Linked DNA regions of Homo sapiens: all the other regions are linked to region 1. The links are chromatin loops, found by intact Hi-C in ENCODE. Cell type or tissue: ascending aorta. All regions are shown on one strand. Each heading gives the region's core, and the rest is flanking DNA. Links, peaks and the distances in the headings are about the cores only.

What was found. A loop is a pair of places that touch in the nucleus more often than their neighbours do. Peaks named below come from ENCODE experiments on the same cell type or tissue, not always from the same donor. Only the 100,000 strongest peaks of a DNase experiment are listed, where the experiment ranks them.
Region 2: it touches region 1 in a loop (3-fold over the local background); 1 of 110 quality-filtered maps calls a loop at or near these places.
Region 3: a loop joins it to region 1, with 2.8 times the contacts of the local background. A loop is called at or near these places in 1 of 110 quality-filtered maps.

What each region holds. Positions count from the first base shown.
Region 1 is chr17:65,468,674-65,477,065 of GRCh38, forward strand. No RefSeq gene overlaps it. Among named protein-coding and RNA genes, the nearest start is that of LINC02563, 15 kb to the left of the region's middle. In ascending aorta, for the core only: no CTCF peak of the experiment used is centred there; a DNase peak (open chromatin) is centred at 4,098; H3K4me3 peaks cover 831 bases; H3K27ac peaks cover 1,892 bases.
Region 2 is chr17:65,267,643-65,276,034 of GRCh38, forward strand. No RefSeq gene overlaps it. Among named protein-coding and RNA genes, the nearest start is that of RGS9, 130 kb to the left of the region's middle. In ascending aorta, for the core only: no CTCF peak of the experiment used is centred there; no DNase peak of the experiment used is centred there; H3K27ac peaks cover 2,296 bases.
Region 3 is chr17:65,783,302-65,791,693 of GRCh38, forward strand. The region is part of intron 21 of CEP112 (centrosomal protein 112); the gene reads right to left. Among named protein-coding and RNA genes, the nearest start is that of AXIN2, 230 kb to the left of the region's middle. RefSeq lists an enhancer at 6,920-7,483. In ascending aorta, for the core only: no CTCF peak of the experiment used is centred there; no DNase peak of the experiment used is centred there; H3K27ac peaks cover 602 bases.

The DNA of each region.
Region 1 (8,392 bases), core at 1,062-6,061:
GCCTAACAGAAAGAGGGTCACACACAGGGCTTACAGGACCCCACATCCTATCTCCTCCTTGTTCCTATGCTCAGTTTTGGAACCACCACCCACAAACTACCCCAGGATTCTAGAATCACGGGGTGCAGGGTCTCCTTCTCCCCTCCCCTACACTCAGCCACTTGTCCAGGCCAATCATTCTGATGCAAGGTCAAGCTGCAGGTGCTAGGCTTAGGAGTGACTGACAGTCTTTATTATTGGGTCCTATCACTGAGCGTCGGAAGGCAACCAGTACCAGTTTTGTTACAAGGAAAGGAACAAGACGGAGAAAAGGAGCTGGGTGCAGTGGTGCATGACTGCAGTCTCAGGCACTCAGGTGGCTGAGGCAAGAGGATCATTTAGTCCAGGAGTTCAAGATGAGCCTGGGCAACCTGGTGAGAACCTGTCTCAAAACCAAAGCAAAACAAAACAAAGATCAAGAAAAGGGCAGGTCATTGCAAATACAGAGTGAACTTCTTGGGCATCTTCACTTAACTGGTGATATCACAGGCTCTCATTTCATCCTCTCAACAGTTCTGGGATGTGATTGGTGTCCCTATTTCATAGACAAGGAATCTGAAGATCAGAAAGTGAAGAAACTTGCCTAGGATCACACAGTGAGGAAGTGGGCAAGCCAGATGTCCCATTCCAGTTCATTTCCATCTAGATCTACAGAGCAGGGAGAAGGAAGCCATTAATCAGGCTTGTAATAGATGCTTGTAAAAGATGCTTCCAAAAAGACTTCTAAGAGGAGGGGCTTCTTGGGCTTAGGGGTAAACAGAATGGGTTTGGAAGTCAGGCTGCCTGGGTTTGAGTCCTATCTCCACATTCACTAGCTTCCAGACCTCAGTTTCCTCTTGTAAAAAAAAGGTGATAATAGCAACTACTTCTTGGGGATTGTTGTGAAAATTAAATAAGCAAATGAAGATAAAGCACTAGAATAATGTTTGAAACACAGTAGCCCAGGCACTATTCTATCATTGAAAAGTAATAATATTATTCCCACTATATGACTATTGAAGGAAGATCATAATTTGTTGAGCATCTATTCTGTGCCAGGTACCATGACTGAGGGTATTTCTATTATCACCACTCCACATTATAATACTACAAAGTAAGTGTGGTTATTATCCCCAGATAGAGAAAACCAAAACCCAAGAAGAATATGGTAGCCAGCCTCCACGGTGCTCCTCTGGTATTCATGTCCTGCTGTGACCTTCTCCCACATCAAATAGGGCGGATCCATGTAACCAATAGGATGTGGTGGAAACAAGGGTGCGTGACTTCTGAGGCTACATCATAGAAGACATGGAAGCTCCCATCACTTTCTTAGATGGCTAACTTTGGGGAGGCCAGCCGCCATGTCATGAGGACACTCAAGCAGCCCTGTGTGGAGGCTGGCATGGGGAGAAACTGAGGCCTCTTGTCAATGGCCAGCACCAATTTGCCAAGTAAGTGAGCTGCCAAGGTAGTAGATTCTCCAACTTCAGCTGACGTGTTTACCACAGCCTCATGCAAGACCTGTAGCCAGAACCACCCAGGAAAGCCACTCTTAAATTCCTCACCATAGAAACTGAGAGATTAAAAAAAAAAATTAAGCCTCTCTCTCTCTTCCTTCCTCTCTCTCTCCCCCCCTCCCTCTCTCTCTCTCTCTCTCCCTCTCTCTCTCTCTCCCTCTCTTTTCAGTGATGGGGTCTTGCCCTGTTGCCCAGGCTGGAGTGCCATGGGGCAATCATAGCTGACTGCATCCTCAAACTCCTGGGCTCAAGCGATCCTCCTACCTGAGCATCCTAAGTAGTTTTTTTGTTTTTAAGTCTCTAAGGGTTGGGTAACGTGTTACAGAGAAAATGACAGTGAATACAGAGGATGGACAATATGCATGAGAGTAAGATTGAGATGCAGGTGTGCCTGGCTCCAAGTCCATGCCCATAAACCCTACATCATGAAAAAGAAGGAGAAGGATATTCGGGTTGTGCCATACGCCTTCCTCCCCTAGCCCCTTTAACCAGAGTCCAGCTGGCTGGGGAATAATGGCACACGAAGACACCATGCTGAAGGCTAGAGCCAGTCCAGACCTGGCTCAAGAGGAGAGGTGGGGCTGCCCAGGGGCTGGAGGCAGCTGGCTGTCTGCCTCCCTCCTTGTTTTGGGAGGCCCTGCGGAGAGGAAGGGGTATTCACCTTGTTTGGAAGCTGCCCACTCAGGCCAGTGGCCATGGCAACCCTCACCATTCAGAGCTACTCCTCCAAGCCTGGAACTGCCCAGAGTACCAGCTGCCACCCTCGTATGTACCCACCACGGCCCAGTCTGCCACCTTCCTCCAGGCAGAGCCTCCCACAGCTGCTGGAGCCTCCCCTAGGAGCTCCACTGGGGAGAAGCAGAGGTCCTCTCCTACCCCTTAGCCCTGGGGTCTGGAATTCAACCCTCCCCCACTCTGTTCCCAGTTGCCCTCTGTTTGACAAGAGGAGCTTGGAAACCACCTCGATCCAGTCCTCAAACTCCCCTTCCCCTGTGCCGCTCTGAATTCCAGGCTATCCCCACGATATAGCCAAAGCACCCTGGCTTGCTTTGAAAGTGTCTGGGGAGTTTTTGATCCCCTGAAAAAAAAAGGCATTTATTATCAGAGACTGTTTGTACCATATTTTAGTGTCCTCAAGAGACAAAGAGAATTCTCTCTGCAGTTGAGTAAGCTTCAAAATAGAAAATCGGAGGGTGGGGTAGGTGACGGCCAAAAAGCAATCATTTATCAACCAGCGGGGAAGCAGGGACCGTAAACCTCTTTGGTGGCTGCAGGTTTCATCACAGCCTGACTTATGCACCTGACTCTGGAGAGGAGGTGAGAATGGGGTGTGCAGAAGTCAGTGGGTCCCGCAGTCTTCCCTCCTTCAGCGTTGGTGGCCACAGTCTGTCTGTGGTCACTTGCCCCCACAGCCCCCTGCTCTGCCTTCCATTTATCGAGACCTTTCCCTTGCATTTGCGGAGGGGGAAGAAGCAGAGGTTAGGTTGCTGACATTCTGCACACCCCACAACTCCCCAGAGAAATCCTGGGGCTGATCAGTAGAATCCAGCCACCTTTCACTGGCAGAAGGCACAGTGTTTTTCTCCCTGGAGGTTTTTAACCTGTTACTTCATGTAAGCCTCCTATTGTCAAATAGAGAGAAACTGAGGGGCTTTGGAAGCAAACAGACTTGGGAAATTCTTGGCAAATTCTTAACTCTATCTCTTTGTGGGTGACCTGGGATATGTTCCCGGTGTCCTCAGCCTCTGAGTGCTCTTGGAAGATTAAATGGGATAAACCATGTGGAGTGACCAGTGCGAGGCCCAGCATGTTCTAGAAGCTCAAAGGAATGGCTACCACAAGTCAAGGTAAGGATGCTACCACTTTTCACAGATGACACAACTGAAGCTCAGAGAGGGTGAGTAACAATCCCAAGGTCACAGATATATTGGGTGCAGAGCCCAAACCAGGACCTGGGGCTCCAGGTCTCCAACCACCTTGCCGTTTGTTTCTCTCAATCAGACAGACATTTTCATTCCCATCTGTAAAATGGGGATAGGGATAGTACCTATTTGTAGGATAGCTGGAAGGACAGTGTGGGAGGTGGTCAGGCATGTGGACTCTGGTACCAAGTTCCTGGGTTCAAATCCCAGTTCTCCATCTACGAACTTTGTGACTTTGTGTAAGTTATCGACATCTGGGTGCCTCATCTCTCCCATCTGTAAACTGGAGCTAATATGGATCTAGCTCACAGGCTTGTTGGAGGAATAACTTGGGCTAATAGTCAGTAAACATCCCTCAATAATCTAAAACCCCGCTGCCTGTGGTTCCCACACCCAGAGGTCTAGGCTAACCAAGGCTGGGGCAGGTTTCTGGGAGATGGTGAAGCTGGCTGCAGACCATCCTGACCCCACAGAGGGCTTGGTGGGATGAGGAGAGGCACTGCCCTGGCAGGACTGGGACTGGGAAGGAAGGCCAAGAGGACTGGAGGCCTCTACCCCATGCCACCTTCAGGCAGTACTACCCGAGAATTGTTCCCTCTCTAGCTGAGTGGAGTGTCGGGCATGCGGGCCAAGTTCTTGAGTAACCCAGTTTTGAGCAATTCTCTAAAGGAGTGTTAAGCCCCAGAGGAATGCATGTCGGCTGTGTTGGTACAGCTTCTGGGTTTGATCTCTGTTTTAAAGACATTCATTAATCAGCCTCCACTCTATTTTTAGACAAGTCATGCCTAGCCATCCACCAGACTCTGGCCCCTCTCTGAGACTGGACTTTATTTTCTGATGTAAAAAAAAAAAAAAAAAAAATGAGAGCGAGAAGTGAAGCAATTTTCTTAATGCTCCTTTAAGGAGGGGGTAATACAGAAATCACTTCTCAGCACATCAGCAGTTTGCTAAATTTACACAAAATTAGCTGTCCTGATAAGGCTGTGTTCATTCCTCTATATTTGGGATGTTTTGCCTGTTTTGTGACTGTTTCTTTAGGAGTCAGCTTCCTCTACCAGACTGAGAATAAGCATAGAGTCTGTTTCTCTTGCTGTTGACATGATTTCTTCATTAGCGTCACCAGCATCCAACGCAGTGTCTGGCACCAAGGATTTCCATGAATATTTGTCAGGCGAATGCCCATCCTTCCTGTCCCCATTCCTTCTTTCTCTTCAGCAAGACATACGGCACCTTGAGGGTGGTCTCTGAGGGATAGAGATTTTGCTGGTCCAGCTAATTCTCTTTCCTCTACTTTTCATACAGAAATCCCCTTTCCACTAGGATTTCCACTAGGGACCCATTTCATGTGGTTCAGACAAGGTGAACCTTGTTCACGGGGTCAGACATGTGACCCAGACCTGGCCACAGTTCCCAATCTCCGTGAACACAGTTGGTTCAGACACGGACCCACGAGCTAAGAAAAGCTGATGAGAGCACCCGCAGGAGAGTGAGGTACAGCACAGTTTGGGATCTAGATCTGTGCTGTCTAATACAGTAGCCACTAGCCGTGTGTAGCTATTTAGATCTAAATTTGAATTAACTAAAGCTAAAAATTAACTAAAATAAAATAAAAAATTCAGCTCCTCAATCACATTATTCATATTTCAAGTGTTTAATAGCCATGCATGGCTAGTGGTTACTGCACTATACAGCACAGATATAGGAGAGTTCTATTATGATAGAAAGTTCTGTCGGACAGCACAGAAATTGCCGTTTCTGAACCCAATCCCAAAAGATTTCTTGATCGATCGATCTTCCTTCCTTCCTTCCTCCCTCCCTCCCTCCGTCCCTCCCTTCCTCTTCTCTTCTCTCTCCTTCTCCTGCCCCTTCCCCTTCCTCTTCCTCCTCTTTTTCCTCTTCTTCTTCTTTTTATATTAAGTTTGTTTGAGTTGAGTTTCTATTATATAGAACCCAAATAGTCTTGACCAAGATAGATAGGACTAATTATAGTTCATCAAGCACTCACAGATGCTGAAGTTCATCCAGATGAGATCATTTAACACCCACAGAGTTATTCAGTTTCCAGACAAGCCCTTATCAGTGGATCACAGAATACCAGTTTATCTTCTCAACTTTGACCAGGCAAATATCTCACCCTTTATTCCAGCTATTGATGATTCCAGATAGATGATTGTTTGATAGATAGATAGATAGATAGATAGATAGATAGATAGATAGAGCATCACTCACTCACCTGGCACAGTAATCTTACACCTTTCTTCACTTAATTGCCTCCATTCTGATCTGATATCCAAGTTGTTCCTATTTGCACAATGAAAACCTCCGGCCTTTGAGAAGCAAGGATCTGAGGCTTAATTGGACCCCCTTAAATTTGAGGGCTACCTCAAATTTAAATTAAGGAACTTGGGTCAGTAAGAAAGAGAATTCTCACAAAAATCCCAGAACAGCTCCAAACTCAGGCTTTCCAAAGGTTAAATGAGATGCAGAAAATGACAGGAAGACCAGGAATCAAGACACTGTTCTCTTGCATCTTCTGTAGCACCTGATTATTAATGTGACTCTATCCCCACTACTAACTGCTAGACTCTCAATTTCTATACCTTCAGCTCAAATTTTAAAGAAAGATACTCTGAGGAACCTAATTTATTTCCCCTTACCCCTGCTAAGAAAGTTCCAGACAAGAGCTCCCCATAGGCTACCAGCCAGCCAATGAACTGGTTGCTCTTGGGTCAGGTGCTTTCCTCTGGTCCAATCAGCTGAGGTGGAAGGTTACATGATATCAGGACAATCACAGGTCTGATCTCTCGACAATCACAGGTCTGATCTCTCAGCAGAGTTGGTAGATGGAGCAATGGTTCTAAATATACGGTGTTAGAAAAGTATCAATGGGATCAAGGTTAAATGTACAGACTGTGAGGCCAGACTGGGCTCAAATGTAGTTCTTCTGTTGGTTAACTGTGACCTTGGGCGAGTTATTTCAACTCTTATCTCTAAAATGGGGGTAATAATACTTATCTCACTAGATTGGTTAGCAGAGAGCCTGTTGGCAGCAAGCACACATACTCTGTTAGCTATGTTTGTATTTATTTGTTGAATTTATTATTTTTTGCATTATATGATTAGCCTATTCTAGATACCGAGGAAGTTGTCCACAGAGGGAAAAAATTATACCAAGAAGCAAGAGAGCCTGTTTTCTGACCCCCTCTCAGTCACTTGGTAATTATTATTCCTCAATCTTCACATCTGAGGATATAACTATTTTACCTGACTGAAGACAGAAGGGGTATACCAGATGGTTTCACCAAGATCCATCAAATTCTAGTCAAAGATTCTTCCATTTTAATTAAGCCCATTGCTTCCTGTTTGATCTTCTAAGGGCAGAGAATAACAATGTAAGCTCTGACCATTTAAAAAAATCATCATTCCTGCTCTAATCATCTCAAACCATTCATTCACTGGTCATCCCGGGAAGGTCAACAGCAATCTCCGAAGAGTCTGGTACCACGTCCTCCTCACAAGTCACTGCTATAAGACTGACACTTATCAAAATGTCTGCCCATCTCCACAGAGACGCTCCTAATGTGCCTTGTTTCTGCTTTATGACAATGACCTTGGTTACAGCCAGTTGGTCCAGGAATAGGCACCTGACCCAGTCTGGGCCAATCTGGCCCCCTCTCTTGGGAATGGTGACCAAAAGAGTCTGTCTCAGCAGAAACTGGAAATGTAACATAAACAGTCATAAGCCAGGGGCCTGCTGGCAGTGCCATGGGGGCTAAAGAACAGAAAAGGCTAGTCTACAAAGAAAGAAGAGAATGAAATTGATGTCCAAGAAAACTGGATTCAAGACACCAGAGAGAAAATGAGCCAACCCATTCACACTTCCAGGCCCTTTCTGAGGCATGACAATGTGGCAGAATGTATTTTCCAATATTTTCCATCCCATACGCTCTTCCAGAACCTTGCCACTGCATCAAAAGATGGTGTCTATATCCCTTCCGCCTGAAACGGTGAGCCTTTGTGACTGCTCACACTTCTAGGATGTGGCAGAAGTGACGCTGTGTGATTGCTGAGGCTAGATCATAAAAGGCAACACAGCTTGCACACAGCTCTATCTCTTTGGACACTCATCCTTGGAATGGCAGCCACCATGCTCTGAGGAAGCACAGGTCACATGGAGCGCCCCACTTGGAGACAAATGGAGGCCCCCCAGCCCTCAGTGCTGGCTGAGCAACCAGCAGACAGCCAGCACCAACCTGCCACCAGGTGAGTGTGCCATCTTGAAAGCAGATCCTCCAGTCCCAGTGAAACCAGCCCAGGTAACACCACATGAAGCAGAGGTGAGACTTCCCCACTGAGCTCCATGTAAATTGCAGATTCAGGAGCAATATATGATTGTCACTTAAAACTGCTAAATTTGAGGTTGGTTTGTGAAGCAGCAATAAATCACTAGAACAATGATGTCTCTGTCTTCAATTTACAAAAGACAGCCCTATATCCTTAGAGCAAAGCCCCCATTCTGGCTTAAGCTAGTTCACTTGGGTTTATTTGACCTACAACTAAAGAATGAAAGCTATTGAAGGCTTCTTTTCCCACTTTAAATAGGAGTGAGAGGAGGAAAAGGAAATTAAGGCTCTCTTTCTAATCTGCAGCCCACCACATGCGTTCAGGTACTCAGGTAAGGGTCCTTAGTCTTTTCCACATGTATGTGTATATTTGCATAGCTGGAACCTTAAGCTTTTTTACTCCCTTAAGCATTAGTTATGAGGTTTTGCTCACTGTGGACACTTAACCCCAAAGACGACTGTCAGCCACAGAGTGTTAACAAAACCAAAAGACTCTTTCCATTAAGAACAATGATCCTGGCCAGGCACGGTGGCTCACACCTGTAATCCCAGCACATTGGGAGGCTGAGGCAGGCGGATCACCTGAGGTCAG
Region 2 (8,392 bases), core at 1,824-6,823, 200 kb before region 1:
ATCGTCTAGACCCATGTTATGAACCTTTCCCTTGTGCTTTCTTTTAGTCATTTTACTATTTGAAGTCTTTTGTTTAAGTCTTTAATTCATTTTGAGTTGATTTTTGTATATGGTATGAGATAAAAGTCTAACTTTCTTCTTCTGCATGTAGATATCTAGTTTCCCAGTGACATTTATTGAAGACATTGTCCTTTCGCTGTTGTGTGTTCTTGACACCTTTGTCAAAAATCAAATGACAACATATGTATGGATTTATTTCTGGGCTCTCTATTCTGTTCTATTGGTCTATGTGTCTCTTTTCATGCCAGTATCATGCTGTTTTGATTACTGTAGCTTTATAGTAGATTTCAAAATCATATAGTATGGTGCCTCCAGTTTTTTTAAATTTTGTTTTGTTTTGGAGTTTTTTGCCCAAGATTACTTTGGCTACTTGAGCTCTTTTGTGATTCCATATGGAGTTTAGGATTTTTTTTCTATTTCTGAGAAAAATATCATTAGAATTTTGATAGAGATTGCACTGAATCTGTAGATCACTTTGGGTAGTATGCACATTTTACCAATTTTAAGTCTCCCAGTTCATTGGCACAGACTATTTTCCATTTATTTGTGTCTTCTTCAGTTTATTTCATCGATGTATATAGTTTTCAGTGAACAGATCTTTCATGTCCTTGGTTTAATTTACTTTTAAGTAGTTATGGCTTTTATGAAGGTAAATGTGTCCTAAGGAGATGTGGAGAAAAACATAGTTGTAGCCTGTGGCAGAATATGCAGGTCAGGGTGGTGGTCAGGTAGAATCTTTACGTTCTTTATGTCTCTCCTTGTGGAAATACAGCCCTCCCTTTCCATTCAGCCACCACCACAAATCTGGCCTGACCAATCAGAGTATTTATTCTAATTTTCTAGTCACTGTGATTGGTTCGGGAATAGGCACCTGATCCAAGCCAGGCCTGTAAGAGTTAGCCTTGGGACTTTAGCTAGAACTACTGGGAAAGACTCTTACTTTTTTCACGATGATCATTGCCTGTAAAGACAAGTAAACTTGGAGCTACTTGGTGTGCAGTATCTTTTAAGGCTCCATGTTTAAGAACCTTGGAGAATGAAGCCAAACTAAGGAAAGCAAAACTGAAAAATGAAGAGAGAGTAAGATTTTTGACCGCATTGTTTATGGACCTGATTTCAGCTACATATAGTGGCAAATTTACCTTTGGATTTTTGATGTATACGTACCAACACATCTCCTATGGGGCTGAAGTCAGATTGAGTTAGTTTCTTGCCCTTGCAATTAAAAAATGTTCTGATTCATGTAGTCAACTTCCTACATAAATATTAACATGGAGAAATTGAATCAGAAGTTTGCAATGTTCTCCTTGGAAAAAGATTTCAAGGTTCCAAGGATATGAAATCATCATGTAAAATAGCTGTTCCTCCTTCAGAAGAGATGAATCTGAAGCAAGGCTGGGCCTGAAAGAAATGACCTATAGCTAAGTGAGACTTGTGTGGGTCAGGAAAGAAGGGACACATTTTTGCTTCTGCTGTGACACTCGCTTCTGGTCATTTTTATTATGATAGTGTCTAAGTCCATTCATTCTGCTGTGACAGAACACCATAAAGTAGGTAGCTTATAAACAACAATTTATTTCTCACAATCCTGGAGCCTGGGAAGTTCAAGATCAAGGCACTGACGGAATTGGTGTCTGGGGATGGTCTACTTTCTGGTTCATAGATAGCACCTTCTAGCTGTGTTCTCACGTGTTGGAAGGGGGAAGGCAGCTTTCTAGGGCCTATATATATAGAATTAGTGCCTATATATATGAATAGTGAATAGAATTAGTGTCTACATATGTATACATATAGACACTAATTCTATTCACTAATATATAGACACTAATTCTATTCACAACAGCTCTTCCCTTATGAGCTAATAACCCCTAAGGCTCCACTTACTAATACACATTGGTGATTAGGTTTCAACATATGAATTCTGGGGGAGACATAAACATTTAGATTATAGCAGATATAGAATTCTGGGCAGGGTAGAAAACATTTGTTAGTCCGGTAGAGTTTCCATCCATCCATCTATCCAACCATCCATCTGTCTGTCTCTATCTTTGCCCACTAATTAAACAAATATCTGTTGAGTTTAAATAAGCGCCAGATACAGGACTTCTGAGAGAGAAGATTTGAAGCACTAGGTCAAGGTCAAACTAGCAAGACACTTCCTCTCCTGGAGGCCAGGGTTCAGCCAGATGTCCTCTTTTTCATCTGCAAAATAAGAAGATCTAACCTAGATACTTGCTCATGTCTCTCCCAGTGCTATTACTTGATGATTCAAACAATTTTCAAGGCCTGGCATGGTGGCTCACACCTGTAATCCCAGCACTTTAGGAGGTCAAGGTGGGCGGATCACGAGGTCAAGAGATGGAGACCATCCTGGCCAACACGGTGAAACCCCCTCTCTACTAAAAATACAAAAATTAGCTGGGTGTGGTGGCACGTGCCTGTAGTCCCAGCTACTCGGGAGGCTGAGGCAAGAGAATCGCTGGAACACAGAGGTGGACACTGCAGTGAGCCGAGATCACACCACTGCACTCCAGCCTGGCAACAGAGCAAGACTCTGTCTCAAAATAAAACAAAAAGCAATTTTCAAAAGGGCTGATACCTTAGAGTGTTATCTGGTTCAATTTTCTCATGTCTGGGATGAGAAAATCTAAACCTGGGGAGCTTGAGGGATTTGATCTGAAGTCCACTTCACTCTCCTGGTGATGATGACTCAGTGATGCTGTGATGACTGGTGGACAAGGACAGAAGAGGCTGTAGGCAGAACGCATAGATTCCAGGACAGCAGGTTCAGCAAAGACCAGCGGTAGCTGGTATGGTGGCTACCTCAAAGGGCTGGCTCAACCCAGGCACGGAAAGTGGAAAAGATTGGGGTATAGGGACAGAAAAGCTGCCCCGTGGTTTTCTTTCTTTCTTTCTTTTCTCAACGATTGAAACCCAGCACATAACTGTGTGGGCATTGAGAGAAAACAGGCCCAGCTGCCTAGCAGTGGCCCCAGGAGCCTGTGAAACGTCTGCTCCCACCAGGCTCACGGAGGGCGCCAGGATGCTCTGCCCAATGGCTGTTTCCTTGACTTCTCTCTTCCAAAAAGGAAATTGCAGGCATGTTACTGCTTTGCTCAGGACCGGGGATTATGGAGCTTAAACTCTCTCCTCCAAGCCATGTTCAAGTTTTTGACTTAAAAGGGAAATGTTTCATTTTAGGCCAAATGCATCCCCCTCTTTCCCCCTTCCTGGAACGAGAACAAAGCAATTCAAATCAGAAAACAGGGGGAACTCCATGCGCCCTGTCCACGGGGACCCGGCTCCCAACTGGATCCCACGGAATTTGATTGAAGTGCAACTGAACCCCTCCGCGTTTGTTCAAATGTCATTTAAATAGAAACGTTTCAAATCTCTGCCAAGGAACTGCCCAGGGGGTGGCATGGAACGGAGTCAGGCCCTCACTGCTCTGCGGGCTGCGGCGGGCCCAGACCACAGGGGCGGGACCCAGGCGAGGCTGACTGAAACCCAGCACGAGGGAAAAACAAAGTGGTGGGAAAAGAGGGGAGAGGGGAAAGAGGAGGGACAGAAAGGGGACAGAGGTGGACTCTCTGGGCAGTTTTTACACTAAAGATACAAGATATAAATGAGACACAAGATGTCTGCATTTTGGCATGTTTTCTAAAAAAAAAAACTTTAATATGTTTAAGATAGAGACAAACTCTCAAAGCCTGAAAGGATTCATGATCAGGATTGCAGTGAGCCTTCAAGATTTTGGCTGTCACCCTCTTTGGTCTCATGACGATTCAAACGTGCATGCATCATCGCAACAGTTTTTAGCTTCCCAGTTTGGAAAGAGGACAACAATGTTTGACCTGCCTGGCCTTTGTCAGGGCTGCTGGGTAAGATTTGCCTTGAGGTTTGGGGCTGAGGGTGTGGGTCTTAGTTTCCTTACCCCACTCGATAAAGGCAGCCATAAGGTCAAGGGTTTGAGATACTGTTGGTACCCAGGACTGGAAATCGGCAAGCATTGCCGTGGTGTACTCTGGGGGTGCCCAAGAGGAGGAGGCTGGACTTTCATCCTCCACTCAGCTGTAATGACTACTCTTTGATTTGTTTTACGTTTTGAGTTCTGGGTAAAATTTTGTGGCAAAAAGAAATCTGCCACTAGCAGCATTGTTTAGAAGCACTTAAGTAGACATTTCAAAAGATCCATGGTTCTGACATTCTACGAGATCAAAATTGGGGAGAGATTGTAGTGAGGGTCGTTCCTCCATCCCTGAGGACCCATTACCATGGGATAGAGTTAATTTGCTACATTAAGACCTCCTTCCTGGCCGGGCGTGGTGGCTCATGCCTGTAATCCCAGCACTTTAAGAGGCCTTGGCGGGCAAATCACCTGAGGTGAGGAGTTCAAGACCAGCCTGACCAACATGGAGAAACCCCATCTCTACTAAAAATACAAAAATAGCTGGGCATGGTGGCACATGCCAGTAATACCAGCTACTCGGGAGGCTGAGGCAGGAGAATTGCTTGAACCCAAGAGGCAGAGGTTGTGGTGAGCCAAGATCACACTATTGCACTCCAGCCTGGGCAACAAGGGCAACAAGAGCGAAACTCTGTCTCAAAAAAAAAAAAAAAAAAAAAAAAAAGGTCTTCCTTCCTGGCCGGGCCCAGTGGCTCAGGCCTGAAATCCAGCACTTTGGGAGGCCAAGGTGAATGGATCACCTGAGGTCAGGAGTTCGAGACCAGCCTGGTCAACATGGTGAAACTCCGTCTCTACTAAAAATATAAAAATTAGCCAGGCATGGTGGTGCATGCCTGTAATCCCAGCTACTCGGGAGGCTGAGGCGGGAAAATTGCTTGAATCCAGGAGGCAGAGGTTGCAGTGAGCTGAGATTGTGCCATTGCATTCCAGCCTGGCTGCTGGGAAAACCATGTCGTCAGGACACTAGAACTTGAGAAGGATTCACATGGGCCTGGATCTAGCAGACTGGTGAGTGACTTAGGACTTATGAAACCCCAAGAAAACTCAGTATTGGTGACGCTATAATATGAGCCCCCTCTGAATTGAAATAACCTGAAGATGTACAAGAAGTGCAGCTCAAGAGTTGCTGATGGTGAAATCTCCCCTCCCTCATAGACATTTACTCTTTTATCTTAGAGAGCCTCATAAAGCAGCAGGATATAGTCAAGCAAGGTGCATCCCCTTTCATCACTATGTTCAGCCAAGAAGTAGCTCTGAGACTGAAACTGCCTTTGCAAAATTATAACTAGTAACTGAGACAGTGAAAGAGATTTAACCTAACTGACTCCATCTTGCTTCTAACCTTTAAGCTGTCCTTGCTCCTTCCTGGGTGTAGGTTGAACTAACTTCGGGAGGAACTTAATTTACACTTATAGTTTTAAAAAAATAAAAAATAAAAAAATAAACCTCCTTCTTGCCTGGGGACTCAACTGCCTTTGCAGGACTAACAAATTTAGCTACAAGGTTAGAAATTATGGTTTAGGAGTCATGCAGCTGGAGGCTACAAGATCTGGACTCTCCCTAAACTGCTCCTAAGATCAGTGCCTGAGACATTTTGCAGACCTTGCACTTGATGGATCAGGTGGCACCACCCAGATGGATAAACTGGCTCATCTGCTCTTGTGGCCCCCACCCAGGAATGGACTCAGCGCAACAGGACAGCTTCAATTCTCGGTGATTTTTATCTCCTACCTAACCAATCAGCACTCCTCGCTCACTGGCTTCCCCCCACACACCAGGTTGTCCTTAAAACCCTGATCCCCTCATCAGGAGATGCTTGGGAAGACTGATTTGAGTAATAATAAAACTCTGGTTTCCCACACAGCCGGCTATGTGTGAATTACTCTTTCTCTGTTGCAATTGCCCTGTCTTGATAAATCGGCTCTGTCTAGGCAGCGGGCAAAGTGAACCCATGGTACAGTTACAAGACACCCCTTTCAAGAGGAACACCAAGGGAAGGTGATGGCTCATGCACGAGCAAAGACCCGAGATGCGACGGAGCCCTTCATTCACTAAAACTTGGCTACTTACTGAAACCATAGACCTTCAGAACTAAAAGGGACCTAAGAATCATCTCCTTTTACAGATGAGAAAACTGAGGCCCACATCTATGAATATTCATACATAATTAATTACTTCATTATTTAGTGATCTAATTTGGCATACTTGTACCTTCATAACCTTCATCAATTTTCAGTGACTTTGGTTAAAAATCACAAAAGAGGTTGGGCGCGGTGGCTCATGCCTGTAATCCTAGCACTTTGGGAGGCCGAGGCAGGTGGATCACTTGAGGTCAGGAGTTCGAGACCAGCCTGGCCAACATGGAGAAACACTGTCTCTCCTAAAAAGACAAAAAATAGCCAGGCGTGGTGGTGGGCACCTGTAATCCCAACAACTCAGGAGGCTGAGACAGGAGAATTGCTTGAACCTGGGAGGCGGAGGTTGCAGTGAGCCGAGATCGTGCCACTGCACTCCGGCCTGGGCGACAGAGCAAGACTCCATCTCAAAAAAAAAAAAAAATCACAAAAGCCATGCCATTTAATTTCAAGATGGTATGCTTAACCCCTAATCAAACTTACTGTGCATCTTGACACTCTTAGTCATAGATTAAATTTGATGCAAATCAGCTCATTCCTTTGCAAGTGGCTATGGAATAAGATAGGCAAATATAAAATGCTCCTTTATTGCACAGATTTGGATAGAAAACTGTGTCATTTTGCTGTCATTGTAAGGTCACAGCCATATTGGCTTTTATCAGTCAGTATAAGACAATTGGCCTGAAGAACAGACCGTTGTCCTGTTCCCATTATCAGTGTGCTAAGACAGTTCCCTTATCTGCCCACAGCTTTTCTTCCCTTCCCTTTTCAAAGACAAAATGCCATGGGGTCAAAATCCCTGCTTTCCTTTTTACAGGAATTGACAAGCTGGTCCAATAATTCCTATGGAAATGCGAGGGACCCAGAATGGCCAAAACAATTTTGAAAAAGAAAAACAAATGTGGAAGGCTCACACTTTCCCAATTTCAAAGCTGTAGTAATCAAGACTGTGTGATACGGGCACAAGGACAGATCTATGGATCGTTGGAATAGAATTGAGAACCCAGAAATAAACCCAATTCAACTGATTTTAGACAAAGACGCCAAGACAATTCAATGGGGGAAGGAATAGTCTTTTAAACAAATGGTGGGGTCAACTGGATTTCCATATGCAAAAGAATGAGGATGGACTCTGACCTCACACACCATATACAAAAATTAACTCAAAGTGGATTAAAACCCTAAATATAAGAGCTAAAACTTTTAGAAAATAAACATAGATATAAATCTTCATGACCTTGTATTAGGCAATGGTTTCTTAGATATGACATCAAAGGTAGAAACAACCCCAAAAAAAGTTAAATTGGACTTTATCAAAATTAAGTGCTTCAGAGGACACTATCTACAGAATGGAAGGAACTGTGTATTTCTAATAAATGTCTAGTATCCAGAACTCTTACAACTTAAAAAAAAACAAAAGAAAACCAAAAACTCAATTTAAAAAATTGGCAAAGTATTTGAATAGCTATTTCTCCAGAGAAGATGTACAAATGGCTAATGAGGACATGAAAAGCGGCTCAATATCATTCGTCATTAGAGAAATTCAAACAAAAACCACAATGAGAGTCCTCTTTGCATCCACTAGGGTGACTCTACTCAAAAAGATCGATAATAATAAGTATTGGCAAAGATGGTGGAGAAATTGAAACTCTCACGCATTGCTGGTGGGACTGTAAAATGGTGTACGAACTTTGGAAAACGATTTGTCAATTCCTCAAAAAGGTAAACATGGAGTTACTCGAAGACCCAGCATTTTCTTATATATACTTTCTTATTTTATTTTATATATATATACTTATTATATACTTTCATAAGTATATACCCAAGAGAATGGAAAACAAATGACTGAACAACCACTTGTACACAAATGTTTATAGCAGCATTATTCTTTTTTTTTTTTACTTTTGAGACAGAGTCTCGTTGTGTCACCAGGCCGGAGTGCAGTGGTGCGATCTCGGCTCACTGCAAGCTCTGCCTCCCAGGTTCAAGTGATTCTCCTGCTTCAGCCTCCCAAGCAGCTGGGACTACAGGCATGCGCCACCACACCCAGCTAATTTTTGTATTTTTAGTAGAGATGAGATTTCACCACGTTGGCCAGAATTGTCTTGATCTCTTGACCCGTGATCCGCCTGCCTCGGCCTCCCAAAGTGCTGGGATTACCGGCATGAGCCACCGCACCTGGCCTATAGCAGCATTATTCTTTTTGTTTTTTTTTTTTTTTGAGATGGAG
Region 3 (8,392 bases), core at 1,902-6,901, 320 kb after region 1:
GAATGTGTCAAAATTTGAACTCTCCTAGATTGTTGACAAAAATGTAAAATGTTTCAGCTGTTGTAGAAAACAGTTTGGAAGTTTTTCAAAAAGTTAGGCATAGAATTCTTATGTGACCCAGCAATTACCACCCAGGTAAATACTCCAAAGAACTGAAAACAGGTACTCAAACAAATACTTGTACACAATTTATCATAACACTTCTATTCACAATAGCTAAAAGGTGGAAACAATTCAAATGTACATCAACCAATAAATGGATAAGAAAATTGTTGTATAAAAATAAATAAAATAAAATGACTTAGAGTGTATCTAGTTTTCCAGAATCATCTACATCAAGGCTGAATTACTTCGCCACTTCATTTTAATATAATATTCAAAATGTTTGAAAGCAATAAGTATGATGCCCATACAAAACATGTCTTATTTCCCCGTTCAGTTGACAAAAATAAGGTGTCCAGTTGGCTCTGTTGCTTTATAGTTGAATTTCCCATCACCCAGACCCTAAAATCTACTTCCACCATCTTTTTCATTACATAAAGTTCCTTTGATCGACTATTTCAACTGTTGCCAGGTGGTAAGCAGTAAAGCATGTGGTTAACAGCATGGGCTATGAAGTTAAACCAACCTGGGTGGTGTGACCATGGGCAAATCATTTAACTTTCCTGGGTATTATTTTATAACATGTAGATAAAGTGGACAATAAAGATTAAATAGGACTGAGGTTTAGCAATGTAGGAGTGATGCAAGTGCAAGATGGCAATGGATCAGAGAGTAGTGAGTCAGCACTGGAATGAAGACAAACACTAGGTTCTTTATGCGTGAGAAAATGGGAAAAATAAAATGCAAGGCAAGAGCGATCAAAAGGAGAATTTGGTAGACTGAAATCCTGGAGGTGAACTAGGCGAGTAATGTTAGGTCTAAGGCATGGCTGCATTTTTGCATGGTCTAAAGTGGAAACAAGATATAACAGAAGTGACTTTACTACAGCTGAGCTTATAAACTTGCAGGGTCAGACTGTTAGAAAAGACACCTACCAAAACAGTCTTTTACAGTAGATTCTGGTTACTCTTTCTTATTCATCTTTCCACTTTAAACCCAAAAGAACTATTTGCCTCAGCTTCTTTACTGGGGAAGCAATTTTCTTCCTGGCATGTCCCCAAGACTGGGGTGCTCTGCTACTTTTTCTTTTTGTTTGAGACGGAACCTCACTCTGTCGCCCAGGCTGGAGTGCAGTGGTGTGATCTTGGCTGGCTGCAACCTCTGCCTCCCGGGTTCACGCCATTCTCCTGCCTTAGCCTCCTGAGTAGCTGGGACTATGGGCGCATGCCACCATGCCTGGCAAATTTTTGTATTTTTAGTAGAGACGGGGTTTCACCATATTGACCAGGCTGGTCTTGAACTCCTGACCTCATGATCCGCCTGCCTCGGCCTCCTAAAGTGCTGGGATTGCAGAGTGAGCCACCATACCCAGCCAGATTTTCTATTTTTAATAACAGCTGTAGTAAGATATAATTCACATATCATAAAGTTCATAATTTAAAACTGCACCATTCAGTGGTTTTTAGTATATTCATAGATCTGTACATTTATCACCACGACAAAATTCTAGAATATTTTCATCACCTCAAAAAAACAAAAAACAACAAAAAAAGAACCCATCCCTATTAACAGTCACTTCCCATTCTCCCATCCTTTGAGCCACTGGCAACCACTAATCTATTTTCTGTCTCTAGGGATTTTTCCACTCTGGGCATTTCACGTAATTTAAATCATACAACATATGACCTTTCATGACCAGATTCTTTCACTTAGCATGTTTCCAATGTTCATCTATGTTGTGGAATGTATCAGTACTTCATTCCTTTTCCTAGTCAAATCCATTGTGTGGATATACCACATTTTGTTTATCCACTCCTCAGTCAAACATTTGAGTTTTTTCCACTTTTTGACTACTATGAATAATGCTTCTGTAAACATTCTTGTACAAGTTTCTTTGGGAAATATTTTTTCAGTTCTCCTGTGTGTACTTAGGAGTTGAATTGCTGAGTCATGTGGTAACTATGTTTAGCTTTTTGAGGAACTGCCAAACTATTTTCCAAAATGACTGCACCATTTTACAATCTCACCAGCAAAGTATGAAGGTTCTAATTTCTCCACATCCTTGCCAAAACTTTCGTCTGTCTTGTTGATTACATCCAGTCTAATGGGTATGAAGTGGTATCTCATTGTTGTTCTGATACATGATTTGTGATTATTTCCTTCTATCTGTGGGTTGTTCTTTTACTTTCTTGGAAGTTTCCTTTAAAGCTTTTCATTTTGATGAAGTTCAGTTTATCTATTTTTTCCTTTGTCATTTGTGCTTTTAGTGTCATATCTAAGAATTCTTTGCCTAATCCTGAAATGTCATGAAAATTTACTTGCATGTTTTCTTCTAAGAGTTTCATAGCATTTTTCTCTGATATTGCTTTTTTCTAAAAGTTTTATAGTTTTACCATTTATTTTTAGGTCTGTGATTCACTTTGAGGTCCTTTTATGTGTATCTTGTGAGGTAGAGGTTGAGCTTTACTCTTTTGCATATGGATATCTAGTTGTCCCAGCACTATTTGTTGAATTTCCATATAAATTTCAGGATCAGTGTGTCAATTTATACTAAAAAAGGCAGTTGGGATTTCGGTAGGATTGTGCTGAATCTGTATATCAATTTGGGTAATACTGGCATCTTAACAACGTTAAGTTTTCTGATCTGTAAATATGAATGCCTTTTCATTTATTTAGATTTTAATTTTTTCATTGATGTTTTGTAGTTTTCAAGATACATATTTTGCACTTCTTTTGTTAAATTCTATTCCTAAGTATTTAATTATTTCATGCTATTTTAAATGAATTTGTTTTCTTAATTTCATTATCAGATTGTTTACTCCTAGGGTATTGGAATACAATTGATTTTTCTATATTGATCTTATATCCTGCAACCTTGGTAAACTCTTATTTTTCAAACAGGTTTTTTTTTTGGTAGGATTCCTGAGAATTTTTCTGTACACAAGATTTTGTCATTGGAGGATAGAATTTTACTTCTTCCTTTCCGATCGGGATGACTTTTCTTTTCTTGCCAGACTTCCTAATTTCTGTCAGTCTATTAGATATAACATTTCATTAGTGTCTTATTTTTCATTTCCTTGGTTACTGACGATATGAGCAGTTCTTCATGTATTTATGGGCTACTGATATTTACACCTCTGTAAAATGCTGTTTTGTCTTTAGCCAATTCTTTTTTTTTTTTTTTTTTTTGCTGTTGTTGTTGAGGCAGGGTCTCACTCTGTCACCTGGGCTGGAATGCTGTGGTGCAATCACAGCTCACTGCAGATTTGATCTCCTGGGCTCAAGCTATCCTGCTGCCTCAGCCTCCTGAGTGGCTAGGACCACAGGCATGCACCACCACACCCGACGACCTTTTTATTTTTACTAGAGATAAGGTCTCACTATGTTGCCCAGGCTGGTCTCAAACTTTTAGGCTCAAGTGATCCGCCTGCCTTCGTCTCCCTAAGTGCTGGGATTATAAGCAAAGCTGCTACACCTGGCCTTAGCCAATTCTTTTACTAAACTCTTCATTTCTGACACATGCCAAATTTCTATGGCGTGTGTCAGAAATGAAGAGCTTAACAAAAGAATATTATGCCAAGTTTCCATAACTACATCTATATCATCTATATATATCAATATATGGCTTTATGTGCTCTCTATTCTGTTTCTTTGGTCAGTCTATCTATACTTGTACCAGTGCCAAACTACTAACGTCCATACCTTTGCAACAAATTTTGATTTTGTATGTGGTAGGAGGGAAATACTTTTGACTTTTTCTTTTTCAGAATAATTTTGGCTGCTCTTGGGCCTTAGGCCAGGCACAGTGGCTCACACCTGTAATCTCAGCACTTTGGGAAGCCGAGGTGGGAGGACTGCGTGAAGCCAGGAGTTCAAGGTCAGCCTGGACAACAAAGCAAGACCCCCATCTCTACAAAAAATTTTAAAAATTCAGCTGGGCATGGTGGTGTGCAACTGTAGTCCCAGCTACTTGGGAGGCTAAGGTGGGAAGATCACTTAAGCCCAGGAGTTCAAGGCTGCAGTGAGCTATAATCGCACCAGTGCACTCCAATGTGGGTGACAGTGAGATCCTGTCTTTAAAAATTAGATTTATTTTTGTCAGATAAATCCAAGGAATTGCATTAAATCTATAGGTCAAATTGAGGACAATTGACATCTTTAAGATACTTAAGGTATTCAAGATTTAGTGGGTATATTTCTCCATGATTTAGGTCTTCTTTAATTTCTTTTAAAACAGTTAAAAGTTCTCCAAATAGGACTTATACGGCTATTCTTAGATTCATTCCTATACACTTTCTATTTTGCTGTGTTAGCAGAATCATTTTTTAAATTATGTTTTCTGTTTCTTGCTGGATTATATATTTAGACAACTGCTAAACTGTCTTATTATTTCCAATAGTTTACTGATCCACTTAGGTTTTATGTATAGATTTTATGTACAGACAATCATATCATCAGTGAATAATATCAGGTTGCTTCCCTCTTTCTAATTTGTATCCTATTTCTTTTTCTTGTATAGCTGTGACCAATGGCATCTGTATTTCACTGTTGAACAGCAGCAGTGATTAACGGGCACCCTTCTCCTTTCCTGATTTTAAAGGGAATCCTTCTAACATTTCACCCTAAAAATGATGTTTGCTCTAAGTTTTTGATTAATATTCTTTATCAGGGTAAGGATACTCCCTCCTATTCCTAGCTTATTAAGATTATCACAGATATGAGTTGAATTTTGCCAAATGCTTTTCTTTACCTGAGATGATCACATGGTTTTTCTCCTTTCAGTGTGGCAACGTGATGGATTATATTAATGGATTTCTAACATGAAATCACCCTTGCATTCTTGCATTCAGTCCAGCTTGGTTGAAATGTATAAACATTTTTATGTACTGCTAGATTCTGTTTCTAAATTTTGGTTAGGAATTTTACACTTAAAATTAAATGTAAGATTGGTATGTAATTTGCTTTTTACTGTTCCTGGCTGACTTTCATATCAAGACTACACTGGCTTTAGAATAAATGGGGGATATTACTTCTTTTTTTCCTGTCACAGATTTTGTTTATTATTGGAGTTTTCTGTTCCTTGAATGTTTGGTAAGAACTTGACCAAAATCATTTGAGTCTGATGTTTTCTTTAATAAAATATTTAAAACTAAATGCTATATTTATTTAATTTCTACAGGACTATTAGAGTTTTCTATTCTTTCATTTAATCACGTTTTCTAAAAATGTTTCCATCTTATCCAGATTTTCAATTTTATTGGCATAAAGTTATTCATTAAATTATCTTTTCTATGTTTTTTGACTCAATCAGCAGTCATTTTTCCTATTTCCTCCTTTCCCTATTTGTGTCTTCTCCCTATTTTTCTGACCGGTCTTCTAAAAAGTTTATATTTTACTAGTCTTTTCAAAGGATCAAACTTTGCGTTTGCCGAATTACTGATTTTTAATTAAAACCTCTAACTCCTATGGCATCTATGTCCTTATTTCCTCCTGGTTCTCCAGGGACCTCTCTGACAATTGCTTATCGATCTATAGCTGGTTTTAAATAATTGCCCCATTCCATCTGCCCTTTCCTTACCATAGCAACCTCTCCCTTTTTAATCCATTCCGATAGTAAATCATCTTTTTGTTGATATGACTTCCAAATTCATCCCTAGCCACTACAGCCTTGGTACCCAGATCCAGACACCTCTCTGTGATGTCCCAAAGGCACTCAACTAACTGAACTCGATCATTTCTTCTTGAGTCTGTTCCTTCTCATCTTAGTTAGTGGCACTTACATTTAGACACCCAAATAAGAAACTTAGTAGAATTTTTTAGAATCCCTCTCTCTCGCTCTTGACAGTCCTGCCAACTTTTACTTCTAGATTTTCACCTTTCTCTCCTGAATTTTTCTAGTAGCCTTCTAACTTATTGTCCTATTCACTCTAGATATTTCATTTTTGCTGTCTGATATAGATCCACCCACCATCTTTCAACTGATACTCTATCTAAAGTATAAATATGATCATATCACTTTGTAATTAAAGAAGCAATTTTCATTGCTTCTTAGCAAATACTAAAGTTCAAGTTCCTTAATGGGGCATACAGTACCATTCAGGGCCAGGACTTTACCTCTCCAGCTTCATGTTTCTCTACTTCCCACTCTACCTTTTATGCCTCTGTGAACACCAGACTTTAGTTCCCTGAATATGCTATTTCACACCCTGTGTTTTTGTCCCATTTTTTTTTTCATGAATATCATTCATTTCCTTGGTAGGATCTTAATCATCTTGCAATAATCATTTGAACATCAGGAAGTCTTCCACAAAACCTCAAGAAATCTCAGTTTGGGCCAAGTCACATTTCTCTATCGGCCTATACACAATTATTTTATTGCTTATTATATTAAAATTATCTATACAACTAGACTGACAACTCTTTAAGGGGAGGGGGAATATGTTGTACATGTTAACTCCAAGCATCTAGCATATAATAGGATGCAAATTTAGCTTCCTTGAGAGAACTGGATCATAGCCCACCCTTCTACTCCAAGTCTATATCCTAACTGTTGCCTGACAGGCTCAGTGTGCCTCACAGGAAGGGAGTAGCAGCTGAAACTGACCAAAGGAACAGAGGAAAACAAAATGGGTAGCCTTGCCTCTTCCCTGCCTGTAGAAGAAGCTGGCAGCTTAAATCCTGGGCAAGAGTAGATTAGACAGTTTGCTACTGAAAGTGCTTAATTTGAGAATGCAGTATGGGACTTGGAAGGCAGAGCTTCTAGACAGGGGTAGTTCTTGACATTTGTGTCCTAAAGGAAAGAGAGCCATTTTTGGCTTTATAAGAAGAATCAGAAGCAAAGACTATAAGGGATCAAGGTTTCCAATAAACCAAGCTAGGGATCAGGGCCTGATTCAAATCCCAGCACGGATCTATGATGGGAACTGAGACCAAGGACCCAGGTAGAAGCCTGGGGAATAAGGAAAAAGGTGAGCAGTAACTAGGGAAGATGCAGATCATGACTACAAGGGCTCCTCAGGGGTCAGTTCAGTCGAGGCCCAGCAGGTGCTGAATGTGCAAGCTGCATTTCTATACTCTTGAAGCAGCAGTCCTCAAAAACCACCAGCTTGGGCCCAGCTGGCTTCAGTGACTGGGCCCAGTCTAAGTGCTCTAAATCATTCTCTCTTCAGTCTTAACCTCTCCAGTCCTCAGCTCCTTCGATCCTCGCATGGAAATAGCCTTAATTAGGACCTATATTTTCTAAACACAGGGCTCAGGCCATTTTCTGAAAGCTCTGCTTGCTTTTGGCTTTTCACAGTGATGCTCTAACATAGTGGCTCCCACCCAGGGGCCTTAGATTTAGGAGGCATCTCAACATTATCAGAGGACCTGAGGAAAAGCCTGTTAGAAGAGCTTGGGGCTTGTAAATAGAATCTCTGTGATCTTCTGCTAAGTTCTTCAAACTGTTCAGTCTCTTCTAACTAGGCCTTGGCAGAATCACTGCTAAACCTTCCATCTTAGTCTAACACCCTTGCGTTGGGGATGTACCTGACATACAGGCACCAACTGGCATTTTATTTCCTTTCAGACCAAAATCAGCACTGCAGGCTACCCTATCTATATCCCAATTACACTTTATTTTGATCCCATTTGGAATGGGGGGGAGGCTTAATCTTCATATGATTTTGGGGGGGATTTGATTAAGTCTAATGTCAGACTGATTTATTACAGCATTAGTGTAAATCTTTTAGATTTCACGAGAGGAAAAATATCAATAAAAGGATGACAGTAGGGGATGAAAAATAAAACAAGAAACCAAAACCTTGAGAAATAATTTTGTAAAGCTTAAATGTCTGTTAATGGGCTATAGCATTTAAAAATATTTCTCCAAACAGGATTAGAATGAAGAAAGAAAGTAGGAAAGATGATGCCAGAGTAACAGGAGAAAAACGCTTTTGAGCTTTTTCTACTGAATCAGCCACCAGGATCTTGTGGCCCAGGAATCTGATTTAAAAGCTCCCTGGTTGCTTCTGATAATCAGCTTTAGGTGAAGAACCACTGTTCTAGCTAATGAGGACAAAACAGAGGGCACTTCCCTAAGTAAAAGTATAAGGACAGTAATTGATACAAAACACATGATTTCTGCTAACCACTTCTGCCATATTATCTAGTTTCTATGAAAACTTTTTCTCTGAAAAGAACCCAACCAGTTGAGATTATCTATTCTAAATAAATGAATATCATCAACTTTGATAACCCCTAAAGAGTTTCTATAGTAACACAGAACAAAGATAATAACCATCAAGATCTA